2 separate regions of the Homo sapiens genome follow, and region 2 is linked to region 1. Evidence: read pairs that join two places in POLR2A ChIA-PET (ENCODE). Cell type or tissue: OCI-LY7. All regions are shown on one strand. Links, peaks and the distances in the headings refer to the core of each region. The heading gives the core; the rest is flanking DNA. Region 1 has its middle 46 kb from the start of C16orf82. Region 2 overlaps LINC02129 (long intergenic non-protein coding RNA 2129).

Region 1 (2,808 bases), core at 269-2,768:
ATCTCCACAGCAGGCCTTTGATGTAGATACCATTTCTAACCCATTCTACAAATGTGGAAATCAAGGTCACAGCTCTATTAAAGGGGAACCAAGATTTAAACAGACAGCCTGGTTTCAGCACCCCCTGCCCTCTACAGTCTGCTGCCGGGTGGATGCTACGCTGAGGGGAAAATGTTTTAGGGAAGAGAGAGGGGGTGGGTCTGTTACCTTGAGCAAGTCACTTCCCCTCACAGAGCCTCCATTTCCTCAGGCCTGCAAAACAGGGATGAAGCGGGGTTCCTGCCTTGGCTGGATTGTTCATTTGGGGGATTGAATGAGACAATGCAAGTAACTTGCCTGCCCAGCAAGAAACCTGGATCATTGAACCAAAGGATGGATGGATGAATGAATGAATGAATGAATGAATGTCATAAATGTTAGTCCCCTTCCTTGTCCCCCAATTCTTTAACAGTAAAAAAAAGAAAGAAAAGTCTGCTAGGCTCCTGCTCTGCTCACTTTCTTGCATGCCACAAATGCTCATGTATTTCCTCCAGCTAGTCCCAAATGATGTGCACGTGATGGTGCACTTACATCCCGTCTCTAGAGCAGAGCTCCTGGGGCAGTAAAGCTCCAGTTCCAGGCTGATGTCTAATGCAAGATATCTCACCTGAGTCCTACACAGGGCTTCCTTGAATCAGACAGACCCAGGTCCAAATCCTCACGTGCACAGATGTGCTGTGTGACCTTGGGCAGATGGCTTAACTTCTCTGATGCCAGACTCCTTCAGCTGTAAGGAGGACATCTGCCACATAGGTTCTCCTAAGGACTTCATCTAAGCCCCCTTTCCCTGTGAAGTGGTGAGGGTAGGCAAAGGGAGCAAATCCAGAGGGTAAAGTCATATGCACTTTGCTGTGAGCTTCCTGAGCTTCAAGAGAGGCTGAGATTAAGCCATCCATTATTTTTCTTCCTTTTTTGTGTGTGCATCTTTTTTTTTTTTTTTCTTTTTTTGAGAGGGAGTTTTGCTCTTGTCGCCCAGGCTGGAGTGCAGTGGTGCAATCTTGGCTCACTACAACCTCTGCCTCCCGGGTTCAAGTGATTCTCCTGCCTCCGCCTCCCAAGTACCTCGGATTACAGGCACTTGCCACCATGCCCGGCTAATTTTTGTATTTTTAGCAGAGATAGGGTTTCACCGTGTTGGCCAGGCTGGTCTCGAACTCCTGACCTCAGGTGATCCACCTGCCTCCGCCTCCCAAAGTGCTGGGATTACAGGAGAGATCCACTGCGCCTGGTCCCTCGTGCTTCTTTATCACATGACCTGACTCCCTTGCACCCAATCCACCACCACCTGTCAGTTTCACCTCAGATATCAACACAAGGCCCTGCTCTCTTCTCCAGCCTTGCTGCTTCCTCCGGGCCCAAGCTCCCATCACCACCAACCCGAATAGCTCCGGCAGCCTCCACTGCCACGCACCTCCCCACCCTCCAGACAGCAGCCTGAGAGGGTAAGACAATCCAGATCAGATCCCACCCCGGCTTAAACCCAGCCATGGCTTCTCATTGACCTCAGAATAAAATGCACGCTGCCTGTTCTGACTGTGCTGCAGTTTCCGTTTGTCCTCGGGCTTCCTCTCCAGCCTTCTGCACCCGGCCCAGTACTCAGACCTGACCTGTGTCTGGAGGCTGACCTGCAGAGGCTGCATCAACCTTTGCTCTCTGCCATCTGGCTCCTGATTGACTTCAACCAATAGGAGTAAGAGGTGAAGCAGGAGGTCAGCGAGCAGGAGGAGAGAGAGGTGGGGTATTACTCCCCGGCTTCCTCTCTGCTTGGCCATGGGTGACAGCAGCTGGGTCCCTTGGGTGAGAGCTGTGGGCCACCTCCTACAGCTACCGCTCTGGCTGGGTTCCCCTAACTAACAGGGCCTTCCTGGCCCATTTAGGACTGAAGATGGTAACAAGTGCCCCACTGCTGCTGGTCCCAAAGTCCTTTGTTACCTCTTTTCAGTTTCTCTCAACCTGATCCACACCTCCATAAAGAGGGAGGCTGAGGCAAGAGGATCACCTGAGCCTAGGAGGTCGAGGCTGCAGTGAGCCGTGATCGCACCACTGCACTCCAGCCTGGGCAACAGAGTGAGACCCTGTCTCAAAAAAAACAAAAAGAGTCCTTTCATTCTTTCACTAAACTTTCACCAATGACCCCACCCCTTGAGTGTGCTGTCTGTATCCTGCCTGCACGGTAACTGGCAATAAGACCCTCATGCTCTAGCCCCTGCCCAGCTCCCAACCCCCTCACACAACTCTTCCAGCTCCTTTGCTATGCTCTGGCCATACCTGGCTCCTTTCTGTCCCTCAGCTGCACCAAGCCTGTGGCCTCGTTAGTGCCACATATTTTCTGTTCCATCTACCTTGGGACACTGTTCCCAGATCTTTATGCAGCTGGTCTCAGCCCAAATGTCACTCTTCAGGGAGGCTTTCCCTGACCACCTGTCACACACACTCATCCATATCCTTCACTTGACTGATAACCAATCCAGAATTAACCTCTTCAGTTCTTTGTGGGTTTGTTTCTGTTTATACCTATAGCAATGTTGATTCTGGCCAAGCATCATGGTGGCTCACATCTATAATCCCAGTGCTTCGGGAGGCTTAGGCAGAAGGATTGCTTGAGCCCAGGAGTTTGAGACCAGTCTGGGCAATATAGCACAACCCCATCTCTACAACAATACAAAAAAAAAAAAAAAAGATTAGCCAGGCATGGTGGTGTGTGCCTGTAGTCCCAGCTGCATGGGAGGTTGAGGTGGGAGGATTGTTTGAGCCCAGGAGCTGGAGGCT
Region 2 (2,808 bases), core at 117-2,616, 56 kb after region 1:
ATGATCGTGCCACTGCACTCCAGCCTGGGCGACAGAGCAAGAACCTCTACCTTAAAAAAAGATAAAAAAGATAGTTGGGGGGACAACAGTGATGGCAAGCACAGTGGAATGATCGTGACAGGGCTGGGGGTGGTGAATGAAGTCGATCACTGAATGGTGATGTGAATGGTGATGTGAACAGGCTCATAGAGTCGGGTGGTGATGCTGACAGTGCAGGTGGAGATAGTGGCAGCAGAGAGGCAGTCATGGCAGGGGGATGGAAGGGTTGATGATGCTGATAGCGGTGGTGATGAGGGTGTCAGGAAGACGGTAGACATGGTGACATTGACAGTTTGGTGATGGCTCGGTGGTGGTGGTAGTGCCCAGGGTGATGGTTATTGTCATGGTCATAATAAAGGACGGTGGGCTGGTGATGGGCTGGTGGTGACATAATATGAAGAGGACAGTGGTGCATAGCGGCCCATGCTGAATGAGGATGGTGATAATAGGGTGGTGGTGATAGGGATGGTGACAATGGTAGGGGAAGAAAGATGAAGGAGGATGGAGAAGGGAGGGAGGGAAGAAGGATCCTGGAGCATCGGCGTCATCAGGCTATGGACAAGAGCTTAGTTCCATTTCTTACCCTTTGGTCACTAGAAGTCAAAAAGCTCATTGTCTGCCAGGACAGGGACCCTTCCCCTGCCACCACTTCGGCTGAAATGCACAATCCTGCCCTGCAACAACACCCTTCCTGGTGGGAAGATTGGCACAGACCGGGTTTCATGAATGCATACACACCCTCCCTCTCGCTATTGTCTAAACCATCAATTAAGTTCCCCGGGGAGTAAAGACAGCAGTACCGTGTGGTAGTTAAGAATCTGGGCTCTGGAGTCCTCTTCGATTTAAATTCTCAATTGTGCTGTGTGACCTTGGATGAGTTGCTTAACCTCTCTGAGCCTCAGTTCATATGTATAATGAAGCTCATAACAGCACCTGCCACCCAGGATTGTAGTGAGAAGGATGGGAGACGATGCTGCAAAACACGTGGCCCATCAGGAGTCATGGCTCAGTGCCCCATGGGGAGTCAATGATGTTGGTTACCATTGTTATCATCTACCACTGCTTTTGGAAAAGCAGGAGGGAGGCTGGGTGCGGTGGCTCATGCCTGTACTCCCAGCACTTTGGGACACTGAGATGGGTGGATCACCTGAGGTCAGGAGTTCGAGACCAGCCTGACCAATATGGTGAAACCCCATCTCTACTACAAATACAAAAATTAGCCGGGCATGGTGGCATGTGCCTGTAATCCCAGCTACTCTCTACTCAGGAAGCTGAGGTAGGAGAATCACTTGAACTCGGGAGGCAGAAGTTTCAGTGAGCTGAGATCATGCCACTGCACTCCAGCCTGGGCAACAGAGCGAGACTGTCTCAAAAAGAAAGGGAAGGGGAGGGGAGGGGAGGGGAGGGGAGGGAAGGGAAGGGAAGGGACGGGATGGGAAGGGAAGGGAAGGGGATACAATAGAATCTGATCTCCAGGATTCTGGGAGATGAGGGAGTTGGCATCAAAAGTCCCCTTTTCCCAGACTCTGCAAGCTCTTCAGTGCCATCTGTCTGTGCAAACACACTCAGCAGGTCACAAGAGGCAGGCTGCTTGCACAGCAGCCGCTGCAGAAGTTAGGCCGGAACCCCATCACAACGGGCATCAATGAGTCAAGCTGGTTTGCCTCTGGCTGGAAACAGTAGGGACAGGCTCTCCACTAGAGCAGTCTGGTGGTGTAATTTAAGTGCCCCGCTTGCATACATAGTCTCCAAATCTGATCATAGCCCTCTGGAAGTTCTGTGATCTATTGAATCATGTCGTATTCTTCCTGTACTTAAGCTTGCTGGTGTGGTTTCTGTGGTTTGCAACAAAGAATCTTGAGTGATAAAGCTGAGTTCTAGCCTGACTGATAAAGCTGAGTTCTGGCCAGGCATGGTGGCTCATGCCTGTAATCTCAGCATTTGGGAAGTCTAAGGCAGGAGGTATTGCTTGAGGCCAGTAGTTCAAGACCAGGCTGGGCAACATAGCAAGATTCTGTCTCCACAAATAAAAAAAACACAAAAATTGGCCAGGCACGGTGGTGCATGCCAGTAGTCCCAGCGACTTGGGAAGCAGAGGTGGGAAGATCACTTGAGCCTAGGAGAGCAAGGCTGTGGTGAGCTATGATCACACCACTGCGCTCCAGCCTGGGCAACAGAGTGAGATTTTGTCCACCCCAACCAAAAAAAAAAAAAAAGGCTGAGTTCTAGGGCTTCTAGTCTGTCTCCCTTGATCAGAAACTGTCCTTGTTCAAGCTGCAGTTTCATTTAGCCCTAAACCCTCTGCAAGGGGGTGGCACTGTCTGGAGAGCCTTGGTAGGCCAAGCCCCAGAGGACTGGGCAGTAGTTACTGCTTCATTCATTTTCAATCAACCAAAATGTATGGAAAGCCTGTTACGCTTCAAGTACCCCACAGTCCACTGGAAAAGTGTCACTATGGCATTCGTGTATGGTGCATGCTGTGACAGGAGCCACAGAAAGAATAGTGATAATGTGATAATGTCACCTGACACTTATTTAGTTCCTCCCATGTAATTCTAAGTACATTTGACTCTTAAACAATGCAGGTGTTGGGACACAAAATCCCCACACAGTTGAAGTCTTAGTATAACTTTTTTTCCCCAGAAATGGTGTCTCACTCTATCACCGAGGCTGGAGTGCAGTGGCACAATCCCAGCTTACTACAGCCTCCAATTCCTGGGCTCAAGGAATCCTCTAGTCTCAGCCTCCCAAGTAGCTGGAATTACAGGC

What was found. ChIA-PET counts read pairs that join two places held together with the same protein. Peaks named below come from ENCODE experiments on the same cell type or tissue, not always from the same donor. Only the 100,000 strongest peaks of a DNase experiment are listed, where the experiment ranks them.
Region 2: POLR2A ChIA-PET joins it to region 1 with 5 read pairs; 7 of 35 experiments call an interaction of 5 or more read pairs at or near these places.

The regions. Positions count from the first base shown.
Region 1 is chr16:27,111,880-27,114,687 of GRCh38, forward strand. No RefSeq gene overlaps it. Among named protein-coding and RNA genes, the nearest start is that of C16orf82, 46 kb to the left of the region's middle. RefSeq lists an enhancer at 1,314-1,503. In OCI-LY7, for the core only: no CTCF peak of the experiment used is centred there; a DNase peak (open chromatin) is centred at 1,792; H3K4me3 peaks cover 437 bases; H3K27ac peaks cover 1,128 bases.
Region 2 is chr16:27,168,045-27,170,852 of GRCh38, forward strand. All of the region lies in intron 2 of LINC02129 (long intergenic non-protein coding RNA 2129), which reads right to left. Among named protein-coding and RNA genes, the nearest start is that of LINC02129, 7.1 kb to the right of the region's middle. In OCI-LY7, for the core only: CTCF peaks have their summits at 1,608 and 1,808; a DNase peak (open chromatin) is centred at 1,647; H3K4me3 peaks cover 269 bases; H3K27ac peaks cover 970 bases.